Regions from separate parts of the Homo sapiens genome. Here region 2 is linked to region 1. Evidence: read pairs that join two places in POLR2A ChIA-PET (ENCODE). Cell type or tissue: Panc1. All regions are shown on one strand. Links, peaks and the distances in the headings refer to the core of each region. The heading gives the core; the rest is flanking DNA. Region 1 overlaps SMIM14 (small integral membrane protein 14). Region 2 overlaps SMIM14-DT (SMIM14 divergent transcript).

Region 1 (5,377 bases), core at 161-5,160:
GTTATTCCATTGTTTTAGAACAGTGTTTAATCATTGTGATATCAGAAATATCATTTATTCATTTAGTCATAGAAGCAGCTGCTAGGTAGAGTCAATGTTGTTAAAACACAGACCAAAGAGTAAATGGTGGAGAAATATATACATGTATATGTTCTTTTTTTTTTTTTTGAGAAGGAGTCTTGCTCTGTTGCCCAGGCTGGAGTGTAGTGGCACAATCTTGGCTCACTGCAACTTCCGCCTCCCAGGCTCAAGCTATTCTCCTGCCTCAGCCTCCCAAGTAGCCAGGATTACAGGAATGCACTACCACACCTGGCTAATTTTTTGTATTTTTAGTAGAGATAGGGTTTCGCCATGTTGGCCAGGCTGATCTCAAACTCCTGACCTCAAGTGATCCACCCACCTCCGCCTCCCAAAGTGCTGGGATTACAGGCGTGAGCTACCGCGCCCGGCCTGTATGTTCTTATTTATACAATCTATTTGGGCTTTAACATTTGGCACTGAATATGGTTTGGGGTGTTTTTGTTTGTTTTTTGTTTTGTTTTGAGACAGGGTCTCACTTTGTCACCCAGGCTTGAGTGCAGTGGAGCAAACAGGGCTCACTGAATCTTGACCTTCCAGGCTCAGTAATCCTCCCACTTCAGCCTCCTGAGTAGCTGGGACTACAGGAGCATACAACCATGCCCAGCTAATTTTTTTTTTCCTTTCTTTTGAGACGGAGTCTTGCTCTTGTTGCCCAAGCTGGAGTGCAATGGCATGATCTCAGCTCACTGCAACCTCCACCTCCCAGGTTCAAGCGATTCTCCTGCCTCAGCCTCCTGAGTAGCTGGGATTATAGGCGCCTGCCACCACACCCGGCTAATTTTTGTATTTTTAGTAGAGATGGGGTTTCGCCATGTTGGCCAGGCTGGTCTCGAACTCCTGACCTCGTGATCCGCCCACCTCAACCTCCCAAAGTGCTGGGATTACAGGTGTGAGCCACCATGCCCGGCCTAATTTTTGTATTTTTTGTAGAGACAGGGTTTTGCATGTTGCCCAGGCTGGTCTCGAACTCCTGAGCTCAAGCAGTCCACCTGCCTTGGCCTCCCAAAGTGCAGGGATTACAGGCATGAGCTGCCACACCTGGCCCATTTTGAGTACTTAGCATACAATTCTTAGCCTTCTGCTTCTTCCTGATAAAGTTGTAATCTGAGAAATTATCTAGTTTCAGCCTTTAATAACTAAATCTTCTCCATATTTCCCATGTCACATTTTTTTCCTATTGTCACATTGCGGCTTCCTTTTTTTTTTTTTTTTTTTTTTTTTTCTTTTTTTGAGATGGAGTTTTGCTCTGTCGCCCAGGCTGGAGTGCAATGGCGCAATCTCGGCTTACTACAACCTCCACCTCCTGGACTCAAGCAGTTCTCCTGCCTCAGCCTCCCAAGTAGCTGGGATTACAAGCGTGTACCAGCATCCCCAGCTAATTTTTGTTTTTTGTTTTTTTTGAGATGGAGTCTCACACTGTCACCAGGCTGGAGTGTAGTGGTACAATCTCAGCTCACTGCAACCTCCACCTCGCAGGTTCAAGCGATTCTCCTGCCTCAGCCTCCCGAGTAGCTGGGACTACAGGTGCACGCCACCACGCCTGGCTAATTTTTGTACTTTTAGTAGAGACAGGGTTTCACCATGTTGGCCAAAATGGTCTCGATCTCTTGACCTCATGATCCGCCTGCCATGGCCTCCCAAAGTGCTGGGATTATAGGCGTGAGCCACCACGCCTGGCCTAATTTTTGTATTTTTAGTAGAGACAGGGTTTCTGTATGTTGCCGAGGCTGGTCTTGAACTCCTGACCTCAGGTGATCCACCCACCTCAGCCTCCCAAAGTGCTGGGATTACAGGCATGAGCCATTGTGCCTGGCTGCATTGCGGCTATCTGCTGTCTTCTTTCTCGGTGCGTCTGTCTGTCCTCCAGACCTCTTAACTTTTATCCTTGGAATGCTCCAGGACTTAGCCCCTGGATTATTTCCTTTTCTAGACATTCACTCACTTGGTGATCTCATCTGGTCTCATGACTCATTACTTGTATGCTGATGACTGTCTTTTGGGCATTTCCACTGGGATGTCTAACAAGGCACCTCAAATTCAACATCTTCAGAATTTCTGCTTCTCTTGAGATCCTTCCTATAACAGTTAATGGCAGTTCTATCCTTCTGAGACTCATCCTTGGCTTCCCTTTTTCTCACACTGTCCAGTCATCTATCAGCAAGCACTATCTTGAAGATACATCCAAAATTCTACCACTTCTCACTATCCCACTGCCTCCTCCCTGTTCTAGGCCATCATCATCTCGTATGTTAATAGATTATTGCAACAGGTTCTTAACTGTCTGTATTAGTCAGTCTTCACACTGCTAATTTAAGACATACCCAAGACAGGGCAATTTACGAAAGAAAAGGGTTTATTGGACTTACAATTCCACATGTCTGGGGAGGCCTCACAATCATGGCGGAAGGTGAAAGGCATGTCTTACATGGTGGCAGTCAAGAGAAGAGAGCTTGTGCAGGGAAACTCCCCTTTTTAAAACCATGAGATCTCGTGAGACTTGTTTACTATCATGAGAAGAGCGCAGGAAAGGCCCGCCCCCCATAATTCAATCACCTCCCACCAGGTTCCTCCCATGACATATGGGAATTGTGGGAGTTACAATTCAAGATGAAATTTGGGATGGGACACAGCCAAACCATATCACTGTGTTTCTGTTTCTCGTTTTTCAAAACACAACAGATGGAGTGGTTCTGTCAAAATGAGAGTCAGATATCATCTGCATTTTGCTCAGAACTCTTCAGTGGTGTCTGGGCACAGTGGATCACACTTGTAATCCCATTTTAGGAGGCCAAAGCAGGCAGATCACTTGGGCTCAGGAGTTCAAGACCAGCATAGGCAACATGTTGAAATCCTGTCTCTACAAAAAATATAAAACTTAGCTAGGCGTGGTGGCCTGTGCCTATGCCCCAGCTACTCTGGATGCTGAGTTAGGAGATCACTTGAGCCTGGGAGGTTGAGGCTGCAGTGACTGTAATTGAGCCACTGCACTCCAACCTGGGTGACAGAGTGAGACCCTGTCCAAAAAAAAGAAAAGCCCTCTTCAGTGGTTTTCTATTTAATATGTAATAGAAGCTTATTATGACCTATAAGGCCAACATGATCTGAATCCTGTTACTCTTTTGATTTAATCTTTTTCTTTTCTTTTCTGGAGACAAAGTCTTACTCTGTTGCCCAGGCTGGAGTAAAGTGGTGCAATCATGGCTTGCTGCAACCTCAACCCCTTGGGCTCAAGCAATCCTCCCACCTCAGCCTCCTGATTAGCTGGGACCACAGGTGTGTGCCACCACACTTGGCTGATTTTGTTTGTTTTTTATTTTGTAGAGATAGGACCTCATTATGTTGCCAAGGCTGGTCTTGAACTCCTGGCCTCAAGTGATTCTCCCACCTCAGCTTCCCAAAGTGCTGGGATTACAGGCGTGAGCCACCACACCCAGCTTAATCTTTTTCTTATATCCCACCTCACTATACCACCAATCCCAGGTCACTTCACTTCAGCCACATTGGCCTCCATGAACATCCCACAGGCTCCTGAATCAGGAGTTCTCGCTGTTCCTTGTGCCTGAAATGTGCTTCTTTCGGATAATCTCACAACTGACAGCCTCACTTTCTTTACATTTTCACTCCAGAGTGCCTTCTTAGTGAGGCTTCCCTTAGCCCCCTGCTTAAAAGTCATGTATTTCATTTTTAATAGAATCCTTTAAACAAAAGAGAGGATGCTTTCCATTCAGGTTATCTTTATCTAAAAAACGCTAATCTGAAATAACACTATGGGGCACCCTCGCAGAACACAATATGAAAGTATAGGTTGAATATCCCTTATTTGAAATGCTTGGAGCCAGAAGTGTATTCAGTTTCAGATTTTTTCAGATTCATTTACCAGTTGACCATCCCTAACCTGAAAATGTGAAATGTTCCGATAAGCATTTCTTTTGAGCATGATGTCAGCTCTCAAAAAGTTTTGGATTTTGGAGGATTCTAGATTTTTAGAGTAGGAATACTCAGCCTGTAGGAGAATAACAGATCTACATTAGGGAATGATAGAGATCACCCTTGACTCAGCTTGAAAACTGGTAGCTGTGCTTAGGATAATGTAATTACTGTATAGGACCAAAAACTACAGGGTTAGAGCATACCGGTGTATTGTCCACTTTCACTGCTGTTCTGTTTTTGCTTTCCCCAGCGGAAACCTATATAAGTTTATACAAATAATCTTCTGAGGATGGGCCAGCTCTTAGAGCCTCTGTCTCTACCTTTTCATCCTCTTGGTATCCAGCTAAGTTAACAGCTTCATTGTGAATATTCCATTTGGCATTTTATTTGTGAGGCAGGGGAATTGCTTGAAACTGGGAGGCGGAGGTTGCAGTGAGCCAAGATGGTGCCACTGCACTCCAGCCTGGTGACAGAGCAAGACTCCGTCTCAAAATAATAATAATAGAAGAAGAAGAAGAAGAGGAAGAGAAGGGGAAGAAGAAGAGGAGGAGGAGGAAGAGGAGAAAGAAAAAAGAAAAAGAAACTTGAGGCTCAGGGATTATATACCTAAGAGGTGGTACAGTCAAACAGCTATGAGATGGTCTCAGTTCTTAAAAAGTTAATTAGGAGAGACGGGAAACCATTCCTTCAAACTAGAAATGCTATACTAGTCCAGAGAAGGCAGAGGAAAAAGTGGGTGGAGGAAATGGAGATTTTTATGGAAGAGGGATGTAGGTTATAGGTGAATAAATGGAGTTAGTTGTAAGAACATGCCAGACAGGGAAATAACGAGTACCCCAGGAAGACTGAATTTGCATAGTTGGCAAATGCTGCCAGACAAGTTCGCATTCAACTGTTGCATCAGATTCATTTGGAAAGCTTTTAAAAAATATTGTTGGCTCCTGATCCCACCCCGAAGCTGCTCCTGAATCAGATGGTCTTAGGCAGTGCCTTAGAATCTGTGGTGTTGATACTGTCACAGGCTATTCTGATGCATAGCCAGGCCAGGGAATCCTTGGCTAGAGAAAGAAGAGGGGCCGGGGGCGGTGGCTCATGCCTGTAATCCCATCACTTTGGGAGGCTGAGGTGAGTGGATCACCTGAGATCAGGAGTTCGAGACCAGCCTGGTCAACATGGTGAAACCCAGTCTCTACTAAAAATACAAAAAATTAGCCGGGTGTGGAGGCGAGCACCTGTAATCCCAGCTACTTGGGAGGCTGAGGCATGAGAATCACTTGAACCCGGGAGGCAGAGGTTGCAGTGAACAGAGATTGTGCCATTGCACTCCAGCCTGGCCAGCAAGAGTGAAACTCCGTCTCAAAAAAAA
Region 2 (5,377 bases), core at 210-5,209, 99 kb before region 1:
GGAACTCCTGGGCTCAAGCGATCTGCCCACTTTGACCTCCCAAGGTGCTGGGAATACAGGTGTAAGCCACTGCACCCAGCCAGACCCAGGTTATAGAAGATGATTTTTATGAATATTTTGCTTTGTTATGTATAATATAATCCCCATTATTTATTAATGCCTCCAAAATTGGGGTTTTTGTTGTTACTGTTTTGTAATGAGACCATGTGTGAAACTGGTCTCAAGGAAGGCCCTGGGGGAGAGAGAGCTAACCCCAAAGTAGCTCCACTAAATTTGCATTACAGGAGGGTCTCAGAGAATTTGGTGTCCAAGTGTCACTTTTGGAGTGGTGGAACTGGAATTGGAATTCAGCCTCAGCTGACTCCAAGGCCCATACTTGACCCTGCAGGTGTCAGACCAAGGAAAGTAGGATTCCTATCAGGAAGAAAGAATGCTTAGTTTAGGTCCACTTATTTTTTAGTGAATTTATGCTGTGCCTTGTTTTTGCCACTTTTCTAAAGATTCACAAACCATTTGTCTAATTATCCATTCCAGAATTTTGCCAAAGAAAAATGTGCTCAGAGACTTATAGGTTCTTCTTTTAGAAAACAAGGAGATTAGTCCATCTTCAAACTTCTGGCACCTCTCCTGTCCCCAGTAAAGCTACCACCACATTTCACATTCTTTCGGTAAGACAGAGAATGAAGTTGTGTGAAGGGGCTGGATGCTCTCTTACTTCCTCATCTGCCTTGCACGTAAATTTTTTCTTTACCATGTAGGTCCTACTCCTTCTAATTTGAGGATAATTCTCTGTAACGGAAAAATGATGGAAAAGTAGGAGTTGATTGAGTCTGCTTTTTCCTCTCTCATCTGTTATCATTATACCTTCTGTTCCTTGTTCTTCTTGCTCAGAACATTGACTTTCCTGAAATTGCCATCACATATTAGTGTTACTAAACACTTTTATTACAAGTTAATATTTTTATGACAGGTGCTTTGAGCTAAAAAAAAGAAAAAAGAAAAAAAAAAGAAAAGAAAACCAAGTTAGTATTTTTGGACTAACCTATTACAATGCATCACAGACAGTTCAATACAAAATCTTGCTTTTCAAAATGTCTTACCTATTTCGATGCGTTTTTATAGCTGTTCCTTTATGTAACAAGTAACTGCAATTCACAAAATATCCTATTTATAATATTTCATCTAAAATGTAGAGTTTCAGGCAGTAATTCAACCAATTTACTGCTAAAATAGAGGCCTTATAAAATGGTAGGAACAGAAAGTGAGTTCTATCTCTTAGAAAATACAAAATGATAATGCAGGAAAAAGAAGAGATACTATCCTAATAGAAATTTTTAGACCATTTTTTCCTCTTCCAAGTTATTCATTCTCTCTGAGGAGGTGAACTAGCCTTACATTTTAATACTTGATTTGAATTTCTATATATTCTTTATTTTAAAAAGATATTTGCATCATTTTGTATTTTCCTGAATGGCTAGCAAGAAACCCTCTTCAAAGTAAGTGGTTAAATTCTATGTTCAGTTGCTTCATTTGTGTGATTTTGAACCTCAAAAGAGGTGACTCAGAGCTGACTCTTTGGGTGAATTTCTTACAATTCAGCCACTGCAAAGTTTATGCTTGGCATTTTCAGCATTCTATCTCTTCTCTGTCCTTCCTAAGCTCTCTTTATGTGGCAGGATTTTCAGTTCAGTTCAATAAACATTTCCATAACAGCACTGTCCTTTGCATTAGATTGTGACTGGCGTCAGTCCCAGCCTTTAAGGTGCTCAGAGCCTAGTTGTGAAGACAGCCATGTCAATACGTAACACAACAGTGTGTGATGTATGAAACAAATGAACTATGTGCAAGGTCGTGAAATAGTGCAGAGGAGGATATTCTCACTGTGAGATTCAAGAAAGTGTCACAGAACACCAGCAAGTGGTTGCAGGCACCAGATTTGAAAGGATGAATAGGTATGCAGCAAGAAGTCAAGGTGGAAAGGACATTCCAGGCAGCAGAACACCATGTACAAGAGCATGATGTGTGCAGGAAACAAAGAGATTTACAATGTTCCAGTGCAATGCATAAGGTGGAGAATGGGATTCAGATGTAAAGGAATTTGAACTTTGTCCTGTCCTGCAGAGGGTTTTAAATGGGGAAATGACATAGTTAGAGAAAGATCTCAGAAAGAACACCCTGGCAACAACACACAGGATGATTTGTGAAGAGCTGACTCTAGGCAGAATCACCAATTAAGAGATTATTTTATTAGTCTAGGCAGTGATCTAAGAATTGGTACTGAAAAAGAGAGAATGCCAAAACTTAAGCTGACTTAGAAGTTACATTAACAGGATTCAGTGATTGTTTGGATGTGGGAAAGGGAGCTGGTAAGATGGTGTGATAGTTAATTTGGGGTCAACTTGGGTGGACTAAGGGATGCCCAGATAGCTGGTAAAACATTATTTCTGGATGTGTCTGTGAGGGTGTTTCTGGAAGAGACCAGCATTTGTATCAGTTGACTGAGTAAAGAGGGTCTGCCCTCATAAATGTGGATGGGCATCATTCAATTCATTGGGAACCCAAATAGAATAAAAAGGTGGAAGAAGAGGCTGGGCGCGGTGGCTTACGCCTGTAATCCCAGCACTTTGGGAGGCTGAGGCAGGTGGATCACTTGAGGTCAGGAGTTCGAGACCAGGCTGACCAACATGGTGAAACCCTATCTCTACTAAAAATACAAAAATTAACTGGGTGTGGTGATGCACACCTGTAGTCCCTGCTACTCAGTAGGCTGAGACAGGAGAATTGCTTGAATCCAGGAGGCAAAGGTTGCAGGGAGCCGAGATTGCGCCATTGCACTCCAGCTTGGGTGACAGAGTGAGACTCCGTCATGCGCGCGCGCGCGCGCACACACACACACACACACACACGTGGAATAAGGGCAAATTCACTCTCTCTCTTTTTGAGCTGGGGCATTCATCTTCTCCCATGCTTAGACATTGGAGCTCCTGGTTCTTGGGGTCTTCAAATTCCAGGACTTTTGAATTTCTATATCTTTATTTTTGCCTTGCTATATTTGATAAGACCTCTGATACAATATAATGGAAGTAGTAAATGTGGTTATCTTAGCTTTATTCCCAGTCTCGAGGAGAAAGCATTCACTATTTTACCATTAAATATACTAGTTGTAATTTTTGTACATGTTTCTACTTAAACTTCAAAGGAAGTTCTCATCTATTCCTAGTTCCCTGATAATTTATGTCATGAATGGTTATTAAATTTTGTTGAATGTTGGGCCGGATGTGGTGGCTCACGCCTGTAGGCCCAACACTTTGGGAGGCTGAGGTGGGAGGATTGCTTGAGCCCAGGGGTTCTAGACCAACCTGGGGGTAACATACTAAGACTCCATCTCTCTCTCTAAACAAAACAAAACAAAAAAGGCCAGGTGCAGTGGCTCACACCTGTAATCCAAGCCCTTTGGGAGGCCGAGGCAGGTGGATCACTTGAGGCTTGAGGTCAGGAGTTCAAGACCAGACTGACCAACATGCTGAAACTCCATCTCTACTAAAAGTACAAAAAAAAAAATAATTAGCCGGGCGTGGTGGCGGGCGCCTGTAGTCCCAGCTACTCAGGAGGCTTAGGCAGGAGAATCACTTGAACCTGGAAGGCGGAGGTTGCAGTGAGCCAAGATCATGCCACTGCACTCCAGCACGGGTGACACAGCGAGACTCTCTCTCTCAAAAAAAAAAAAAAAAAAAAGCATCTATGTAGTGTGGGGAAAAAAATGAAAAAAAAAAAAAAGAAATTTTGTCAAACGCTTTTTCTGTGTTGATAAAGACTTTTCTGCATAGCTTGGTTCCTCTCTAATGCCTTGCCCCAGAGATTTCACTTAGCTCAGTGGTCCCAGACTCTCGTATCTACAACCTCAGTCAGCAGGACCGCTATGCTCTGCTCAGAATCAAGCCCTCTGCATTATAGTTAGGGAGTTGTCCCCAGGCAGACAGCTGATCAATCATGGGGCTCACCTCATGAGTTTCCTTTCTCTCAGAAATTGCAGTCTTCTGCTGTTTACTTTATTCTGCCTGAATATAGTTACTACATATGTTTTGTCCAGTTTTACAGTTGATTTCAGTGGGAGAGCTATCCACTATCAATTGTTCCACCATGGTCAGAAGTATAAGGCAAACACAGCAAAATTTCTTTTTGAGACAGGGTTTCACTCTTTCACCTCGGCTGAAGTGCAGTGGAATGATCATAGCTCACTGAAGCCTTGACCTTCTGGGCACCAGGCCCGGCTAATTAAAAAAAAAAAATTGACCGGGTGCGGTGGCTCACACCTGTAATCTTAGCACTTTGGGAGGCCGAGGTGGGCGGATTAGCTGAGGTCAGGAGTTCAAGACCAGCCTGGCCGACATGGTGAAACCCTGTCTCTATTAAAATACAAAAAAAATTAGCTGGGCATGATGGCGGGTGCCTGTAATCCCAGCTACTCAGGAAATTGAGACAGGAGAATCGCTTGAACATGGGAGACAGTGGTTGCAGTAAGCCGGGATCCTGCCACCACACTCCAGGCTGGGCGGCTGAGCGAGACTCCCATCTCAAAAAAAAAAAAAAAAAAATTATAGGCCGGGCGTGGTGGCTCATGCCTGTAATCCCAGCACTTTGGGAGGCCGAGGTGGAGGGATCACAAGGTCAGGAGTTCCAGACCAGCCTGGCCAATATGGTGAAACCCCGTCTCTACTAAAAATACAAAAATTAGCCGGGTGTGCTGGTGGGTGCCTATAGTCCCAGCTACTTGGAGGCTGAGGCAGGAGAATCGCTTGAACCTGGGAGGTGGAGATTGCAGTGAGCTGAGATCACACCACTGCACTCTAGCCTGGGCAACAGAGCCAGACTCCATCTCAAAAAATATATATAGAGAGAGAAAGATGAGGTCTCACGACATTGCCCAGGCTGGTCTCAAACTCCTGGGCCCAAGCAATCCTCCCAGGTTGGTCTCCCGAAATGCAGGGATTACAAGGCTGAACCAACCACCGTGCCCAGCCCAAACACAGCAAAATTTCAAAGATGGTTTTCTCCTTCTCCTAATTATGGAATGACAAGCTGCTGCTGCTTTTTTTTTTTAATTTTTTATTTTCCTGTATTTTCAGTTCACTGCAGCCTCCACCTCCCAGGTTCAAATGATTCTCCTGCCTCAGCCTCCCGAGTAGCTGGGACTACAGATGCATGTCACCACACCCGGCTAATTTTTGTATTTTTAGTAGAGATGAGGTTTTGCCCTGTTGGCCAGGCTGGTTTTGAACTCCTGAACTCAGGTGATCTGCCCACCTCGGCCTCCCAAAGTCCTGGGAATACAGGCATGATCTACCATGCCTGGCTATGGTTAATCTTATGTATCAAG

Evidence for each region. Peaks named below come from ENCODE experiments on the same cell type or tissue, not always from the same donor. Only the 100,000 strongest peaks of a DNase experiment are listed, where the experiment ranks them.
Region 2: POLR2A ChIA-PET joins it to region 1 with 5 read pairs; 3 of 35 experiments call an interaction of 5 or more read pairs at or near these places.

Annotation. Positions count from the first base shown.
Region 1 is chr4:39,563,070-39,568,446 of GRCh38, reverse strand. All of the region lies in intron 3 of SMIM14 (small integral membrane protein 14), which reads left to right. The region is part of intron 2 of UGDH-AS1 (UGDH antisense RNA 1); the gene reads right to left. Among named protein-coding and RNA genes, the nearest start is that of UGDH-AS1, 38 kb to the right of the region's middle. In Panc1, for the core only: no CTCF peak of the experiment used is centred there; a DNase peak (open chromatin) is centred at 2,098; H3K27ac peaks cover 729 bases.
Region 2 is chr4:39,661,726-39,667,102 of GRCh38, reverse strand. It overlaps SMIM14-DT (SMIM14 divergent transcript), which reads right to left. Exons shown (of 6, transcript NR_183845.1): 6 at 439-980. Among named protein-coding and RNA genes, the nearest start is that of SMIM14-DT, 25 kb to the right of the region's middle. In Panc1, for the core only: no CTCF peak of the experiment used is centred there; no DNase peak of the experiment used is centred there.